2 separate regions of the Homo sapiens genome follow, and region 1 is linked to region 2. Evidence: read pairs that join two places in POLR2A ChIA-PET (ENCODE). Cell type or tissue: GM12878. All regions are shown on one strand.

The links. ChIA-PET counts read pairs that join two places held together with the same protein. Peaks named below come from ENCODE experiments on the same cell type or tissue, not always from the same donor. Only the 100,000 strongest peaks of a DNase experiment are listed, where the experiment ranks them.
Region 1: POLR2A ChIA-PET joins it to region 2 with 5 read pairs; 5 of 35 experiments call an interaction of 5 or more read pairs at or near these places.

What each region holds. Positions count from the first base shown.
Region 1 is chr3:16,422,505-16,426,504 of GRCh38, forward strand. The region is part of intron 3 of RFTN1 (raftlin, lipid raft linker 1); the gene reads right to left. Among named protein-coding and RNA genes, the nearest start is that of RFTN1, 89 kb to the right of the region's middle. In GM12878, no CTCF peak of the experiment used is centred here; a DNase peak (open chromatin) is centred at 1,727; H3K4me3 peaks cover 261 bases; H3K27ac peaks cover 1,811 bases.
Region 2 is chr3:16,502,405-16,506,404 of GRCh38, forward strand. All of the region lies in intron 1 of RFTN1 (raftlin, lipid raft linker 1), which reads right to left. Among named protein-coding and RNA genes, the nearest start is that of RFTN1, 9.3 kb to the right of the region's middle. In GM12878, no CTCF peak of the experiment used is centred here; a DNase peak (open chromatin) is centred at 1,957; H3K4me3 peaks cover 41 bases; H3K27ac peaks cover 2,216 bases.

The DNA.
Region 1 (4,000 bases), 80 kb before region 2:
CCTGTAATCCCAGCTACTCAGGAGGCTGAGGCAGGAGAATCACTTGAACCCGGGAGGCGGAAGTTGCAGTGAGCCGAGATTGTGCCACTGCACTCCAGCCTGGTGACAAAGCGAGACTCCGTCTAAAAAAAAAAAAGAATAGTGCCCTACTGGATGTTAACATACATTACAAATTTATTATCATCAAAATAACATGGTTCTGGCACAAAAATCAATAAGTAGATCAAAGAAACAATAAAGAATCAGGAATAGATTGGGATGTACATATAGAAATCCTAACTATAATAAAGGTGGCATTTATTCAATGGCAAAGTTAGGTTAACTTAATAAGTGCTCTTGGCAAAGGTGGCTACCTAGAAGAAAATAAAAGTTAGACTCCTGGCTGGGTGCAGTGGCTCACGCCTGTAATCCCAGCACTTTGGGAGGCCGAAGTGGGTGGATCATGAGGTCAGGAGATCGAGACCATCCTGGCTAACACAGTGAAACCCCATCTCTACAAAAAATACAAAAAAAATTAGCCGGGCATGGTGGTTGGTGCCTGTAGTCCCAGCTCCTTGGGAGGCTGAGGCAGGAGAATGGCGAGAACCCAGGAGGCAGAGCTTGCAGTGAACCAAGATCACGCCACTGCACTCCAGCCTGGGTGACAGAGCGAGACTCTGTCTCAAAAAAAAAAAAAGTTAGACTCCCTGTCTTACTCCCTAACTAACCCACTGGTTCTCAAATCGGGGCAGTTTTGTCCTTCCACAGACATTAGGCAATGTCTGGAATCTGTCACAACTGCAGGGATGGGGGGTTTGCTGGTAGAATCTTGTGGGTAGACACCAGAGAGTCTACTAAATATCCTACAATGTACAGGACAGTCCCACACACAATTGTCTGATCCAAAATGTCAATAGTACCAAGGCTGAGAAATTCTATCCTTACCTACCTTAACCCTCACAGCTAAACAATTAAAGAGGAATGCTATTAGAAGACAGGTGCCAATGTGAAAACCGGTTTCTCCACTCATGAAACGTGTGGACACTGGCTTGGACAAGTACCACTCTGAGTCTCATTTCCTTCATCTTGGCTTAGGGGAATAAAGATAATATATATCATGAAGCAATGAACAAGGACTCCAGCCAGCCACAGCAGTAAATAAATGGTAGCTATGATGGCTATTATCAAAAATGAGAAATCATATGAAGAAGTACCTGCAAACACATAAATGTTCTTTACAAGAAAAGGGGGCATTATGTTCCTAAGAGATCCAGGTTGCTTGATGGAGTAATTTTGGAGACTTAAACTATAGCAATATATTACAAATTCCCCACGAACAGGAATCGTGTCCATCTCATTCTCTCTAACAAAGACTGCTACCTTAGCGGACCCAAAAGACACGTAATAAATACATTTTTATTTTGTTTTTAGGGAGCAGAGAGAAAATAACACACTGATAATCGTAGAACCATTATTTGCATATAATCATTTGGTGCAGAAACTGAAAAGACCCAGCCAGCCTGCTGAATGGGGCCATTTGGGGAGCTCTAAGTGGTTTGCAGTTGTAGCCCTATGTTCTGAAACCAGCTGGGGAATTAGCAAAGCTTCTGGTCCCACAGTGTAGCCATGGGGACTGGGGATGTTACAAAGCCCAGAAAATTCTCAGAATTCTCTGAGGATGTTTCTATAAGCTCTGGGGCCTCTGAGTTGAAAGATGATGTATTTCTGTGCCATGAGTCTCAAGATGGAACTTGAGTTCTATATTCACCACACACTCCCATTACCCACTCCAAACTTCGGACTGAGAAGTCGTTAATGACTTCTTCAGCCTCATTTTCCTAGACATAAAATGAGAAGTGGGGAATGAGGGAAGGTCATGGTATCTTTTGGTTACAAAACAGTGTATGTCTAAAACCTCTGCTGAAAGCACAGTAATGTTTTCGACAAATATTAACAACAGAAACAACCATCATGAGGACATAATGAGAATTAATTATAATACCGAAAACATACAGGAACAAAGCAAAGTGCTCTCAGACTCTCAGAAACAGGTGTTATGTGAATACAAGCTGCTAATTTGGTTTTTAAAGTCTTTGTAGCCATTTTAAGTTCCAACTCATGGTCGATGATAGGAAGTGAATGAAATGATGTATTCATATTTATAGCATATTTATCATATTTTCATATACTTATAGCATCTTTATAGCATTTACCTCTTTGTAAATGGTTCCATCTTTCAATCATTTAAAATATAAAATTTGGACAGATTTTAGAGACAATCATTATATAAAAATCTCATGAACATTTAAATCATTAATAATGTACTTATATACATCTAAACATTATATCTCACCTACTTCTGCATTCATATCTAAAAGTGTAAAACTCAATGACTAGTCTCATCCAGGACCCATCACTGGTAATGCCCATTATATCTTTTTCAGCTTGAAAAACACACAAAAAAAATCTAAGTTACTTCTGATTGACAAAGAGGAAAAAATGTCAATTTTCAATTCAACAGAGTTGAATAGGTAGACTATTCAATACAAGACTCCCACAAAGATTTAAAGTAAGACAATCTGAGTTCCTATATTTAATATGAGACAGACATATAAATAGAAAACTCCAACGCTTTAGTAAAATTATTTGCAACTAAATTACCTACACTTATGCATACGATTCTCAAAATCATGTCCCTGTAGTCTACCTTGCAATGCTACCAAATAAATCTTCCTAGAGAGTCAATTTTTACTTAAAGATTGTATGTACATGTGGGAAGAGGGGGCCTCTATTTTATTTAAAAACAAATACAGACATTTCATGGTACTGAAGTATTCACCCAAGTTTTAAGATTAACAGGAAATTTCAAAGAAATTCAGTGCTTGTGCATTTGTTTGGGTACCTGCTCACTGTTCTCTGTCATTTCAAAATAGTTCTGGGGAGAGGGTGGAAATCACTAGTGTGCTAATTCTCTCTCTCAGAAGAAACAAACAAACAAAAAATAAATAAAATGTGAGGAAAGACACAGGCCAATCAAGGGCAGCTATAGAACAGGAGTGGGGAAAATGAGCTCTCACACCAACCATGCACGTCTCCTTCTTGTTCTCTCCACCGGGGTAAAGGCCAATGCTTTGGAGGAAGAGAACAAGAGTAACTCGGCAAGCCATTTAGGAGTGTGGATTGGAAAAAATTCTTTCCCCCAAGAGAAGGTGGCTTTACGCTGGCATATGAGATTGAAAAGTGCAAACAAATAATTAACGGTGAATCCTGAAACTTCAACACACCAGAAAAGGGTGTCACTCCAGAGTGAGATGGGAAAATAAGAGGAATAAATTAAGGTAGTCTTGGTGATGCTGGACAGCTCCTCAGGGGGTACGGTGGCAGCCCGGAGAGCTAATCAAATCCTCCACACCCCTCAGGAAGCTAGAGAAAACTGATGAGGAAAGATACCACACCAGAAACGAGGGGCAGCTGCCAGCAACGGGTGTTCGCCCCACCTAAATCGGAATCCAAAATAACGACCCACATGCTAAACAAACACCTTCTCATTCCCCGCTCTGCCTTAAGCAAGAGCTCTGAATTCACCTTCCTCAATGTCTGCTCTCTGGGAATAAACCGGCGGCTGCAGTTTCCCATCACAGTAGCACGCATCAATCAGTGCTAAACCCACCGTTACTTTCTTCCCCACGTGTGATTCCAACAATCAGCGCACTCTAGGGCTGATCCTCGGCCTCGCGTGTGAACATTTTCTAGGGCACACCCCAGTAGGCGCTACCACCCCCTGTGTATTTCGCTTAATTATGAAACCTCTTTCTAGAAGCCCTATAATTCTCCCAAGAGTCAAGGTAATTGGTAAAAATTAGACATGAAAAGACACAAGGCCACTTAAAGAGGACACTTTCGACTGTAATTTTTTAAAGGATTTTCTTTTTAGTTTCAGTATAATTTTGTACTTTCCCAATTTTGCCCTTTTCAAATGCCAAAGAAAATGTTCATATTATCTTGTAGGCTATAAAAAAAA
Region 2 (4,000 bases):
AAAGAAAAGAAAAGAAAACAATAAGGATATCACAGCCAGCCTCCAGGACGACCCTCAGTGATCCTCCTGGTATTCACACCCTTGTGTGGTCCCCTCCCACAGTGAATAGGGCTGACCTGTGTAACCAGAAGGATATGGTGGAAATGAGTGTGATTTCCCAGGCTACTTTATAGGAAACATTGTGGGTTCTACCTCGCTCTCCTAGATCTCTCGTTCTGGGGGAAGCCAGCTGCCATGTTGTGAGGACACTCTATCAGCAGGATGAAGTTCCACTGCAGGGCAACGAGGCCTCCTGCCAACAGTCAGCACTAACTCAGCACCCATGTGGAAGTAGATCCTACAGCCTTCAGCCCGGCCAACATCCTCACTGCAACCTCATGAGAGACCCTAAGTCAGAAGCACTCAGTTAGGCCATTTCTGGATTCCCGACTCAGAGAAACCATGCAAGATAACATGTTTGTTGTTTTAAGCCTCCAGGTTTTAGGGCAATTTACCACCCATCAATAGATAATTAATCCAGGCAGTTCATGTTAACAGAAGTCTTGCTCCTATATGAGAAGTGGCATTGTGGAGTGGTTGAGAGCTGACTCTTCAGCGGCCAAGTTTTGGTGTAATTTGTTACACAATAAAAGATACCTAATAGGAGTGGTGTTTGCATTATAAGAAGAAAACACTTGCTTACCCCCACTCCTCCAACTCCCACACCTACCACCATCTCAGTCTGTCTCAGGAGGGGTCTGAACCTGAGTCCATCTCTGCTCTGCTGCTCTCCAGCCACCCTTCGCTAAAAATAGCTCCCACTCAGAACCTGCTACTCAACATGTGGACCTCAGACCAGCAGCAGCATCCAGGATCTTGTTAAAAATGCAGGATCCCAGGCCCCATCCCAGACCTGCTGAATCAGAATCTGTATTTGAGCAATAAATGATCCCTTAAAGTTTGACTCACAGTACAGTTTGAGAAACCCTGAGCTGTGGCAGTGGCTCTTAATCTTGACTGCACTTTGGAACCATCTGGAGAGCTGTTAAAAGCCCTGATGCTCAGGCATTTAGGGGTGGGGCCAGAGCACCATTATTTTTAAAACCCCCAAGTGATGCTAACATGCAGCCAGGGTTGAGCATCAGTGCTCTAGGAGCAAACCCAGTCTTTTCCCACTCCTAGCCCTCTCCAATCTCCTAATAGCCAGGACTCAGCAGGGCCCAGGATCTCTCCTACACCCTCACCTCCAGGACTGAGAACCACAGTTCAGAGCTCAGCCATACGGATCTGCTTAGTTCCACATCCCTCAATCTCTTGAATCTCTTTCTACCTCAGACACCCCTTCCCAGTCTCCTCTGCCATCCTCCCAGGCAAGCACAGGCACCTCCTACATTTCTGTCCTCCTCCATCCTCTTGCCTCACTTTTCCAAAATTATTTTAATTATAAACCACTTCAAACATATGGAAAAGTACAGAAAATGAGATGTCCATGGATCCACCACCTGGATTTCACAAGTGCTTACATTTTTACCTTATTTGCTTCAGATAGTTTATTTTTGGATAAATAGACATCTTGGACACAGTCCTCATGCCATTCCCTGTCTCCCTATCTTTCTATCCCTGCGTGTACTCTTTTACAATCTATATATAACACCCAGAACAACATATGGCAGAGATTCTGAGGATTTCTCCGTTCACAGTGCCCTTAGTTTCTCTGTACATTTTTTAATGGCATGCCCTAGACTAAAAAAAAAATACCCAATAGTTCGTTTTATTAAGTAGTTAGGTCCAAACAACTTAATACTTATTCACAGCCTAACAACAGCAGCCTTTCAGAAAAATAGCACACATAAACTGAAAGAAGAAATATTTTTTCTTTCATTCTTAACTAACCACAATTACTTGCTAATGGGATGTGTGCATCTGTTGGACACTGAGCAACTTCTCAAAACTTGGAACCACACTGAACACCACCACCCTCATTTTCAGTTCCACACTGATTTTCTTAGCAACTACCCAAAATGTAGCTTGTAAAGATATGACATCATCAAGAGTAATATGGTACTGTCAGATGTTGATATTGTGAAGTGCCTCAAGCTAGTAGTTAGCGTGGTATCTGACAGATGTTAAGTATTGCTGCATTTCCCTCAAAGATGTGAAATATCCCTTGGCCACCCTGTGCCTTTGCTGCAGTGCCTTGCGGTATCTTAGCACAGAATTTGGGAACCACCAATACATAGTATTATGTATGCTCAAAAAAGTTACTTACATGCTATTGTCTCTCCCTTAGCACTCACACTCCCTCTCTTGCCCTAACTTGACCTGCTCCAGGCAAGAGCTCCCCAGTTCCCTTCCCAGCCTGCCTGTCTTCTCTCCAGCTCCAGGCAGACATCTCCAAGAACTGTTTCAACATCTCCACCTGGAACTTTCTCTCTTCACCTGAGACTTTCTCAGCACTTCTGGAAGAATATGCCCCACAGAATGCAGCACCTTGCCCAACAAGCTTGCTCTTCCTCCTGCATTTCTCGTCTCTGGGTGGTACCACTGCCCTCCCAACATCCAGGCCCAAAACCCCAGTATCAGCCTGCTCCCGCCACCATCCTCACCCTGACATTGGCCCATCCAGAGCTGGTGGATGCTATCCATTCCTCCACTTTATTCTCCAAACCAATCTGCCATCGCAACAGCTACCAACGCTTTCCTGGAATCTGCCTCCCCCTCATCCATCTAATTCCTATCTCCAGCTTTTCCCACATTAACCATTTTACACCACACAAGTGGCTCAAAGAGCATAATCACATCTGCTGTGCAGCTTGGAGTCCTCAGCCTCAATCTCCCTCCATCCTCCCTCCTTTCCAGTCCTACCTCCCATTGTTTCCTTTCACAGTTGACCCTAGAGTGAAGTCAGGCTAAGCTACTGCAATCTTTTGTACACCCTCAGAACTCTCCAGGCACCACCCTTTTCCTCCAGTGGACCTCCACCTGACATTCCTTTCCCGTACCTCTCATCTTCTCTATTAGTCAGGGTTCTCCAGAGAAACAAAACCAGTCAGATGTGTGTGTGTGTGTACCCAGATAGAGAGAGACAAATAGAGGTATTTATTATAAGGAATTAGCTCATGAAATTGGGGGGCTGACAAGTTTAAAATCTTCAGGGCAGGCCAGAAGGCTGGAAACCCAGAGAATAGTTGATGTTGCAATCTTGAATCCAAAGGCGGTCTGGAGTCAGAGTTCCTTCTTGTGGATCTCAGTATTTTTTCTTAAGGCTTTCAACTGAATGGATGAGGTCCACCCACATGATGGAGGGTGATCTGCTTTACTCCAAGTCTTCTGATTTCAAAGTTCATCATGCCTAAAAAATAACTCACAGCAATACCCAGACTGGTGTTTGGCCAAAAACTAGGCACCGTAGCCTAGGAAAAAATGACATAAAATTAACCATCACACTCCTTCAAGGCTGAGCTCTAACAGGATTGCCACTCTAGGCCATTGATTCATCCAATAAATAAGTAATGAGCACTTACTATGTGCAAGGCCCTGTTCTAAATGCCAGTGATACCAAAGTAAAACAAAAGAGATTCACACAATAAAAGAGCACGCCTGCCCTCATGGACCTTACCTTCAGAAGCCGAGAAACAGGCAATAGACAAACAAATAAAAATAATACACAAAATCCCATTTTTAAAGTATGCCAACTAGAAAACAACAATGCAGGGGGGAGGGATAGCAATCACAGGAGGAGGTATAGTGTTTTAAATACGGGGATTGGGAAAGGCCACACCCAGAAGGTGACGTTTAAGCAAAATCATGAGGAAGGCCACAGAGCGAGCCATGGGATAAGGGGGAGGGTGGGCTAGGCAAGGCAGTGGCAGGTGCAAACAAGCTGGGGTGTGGGGCCCCTGGGAGGCTGAGCAGACCTCAGGGTGAAGTCAAACAGGGCTGGGGAGACAGAGCGTAGGCCTGGCCGGGCCGTGAGCACTTCAGCTTTACCCTGACTGAGTTGGAAGCCTCTGGAAGGTTT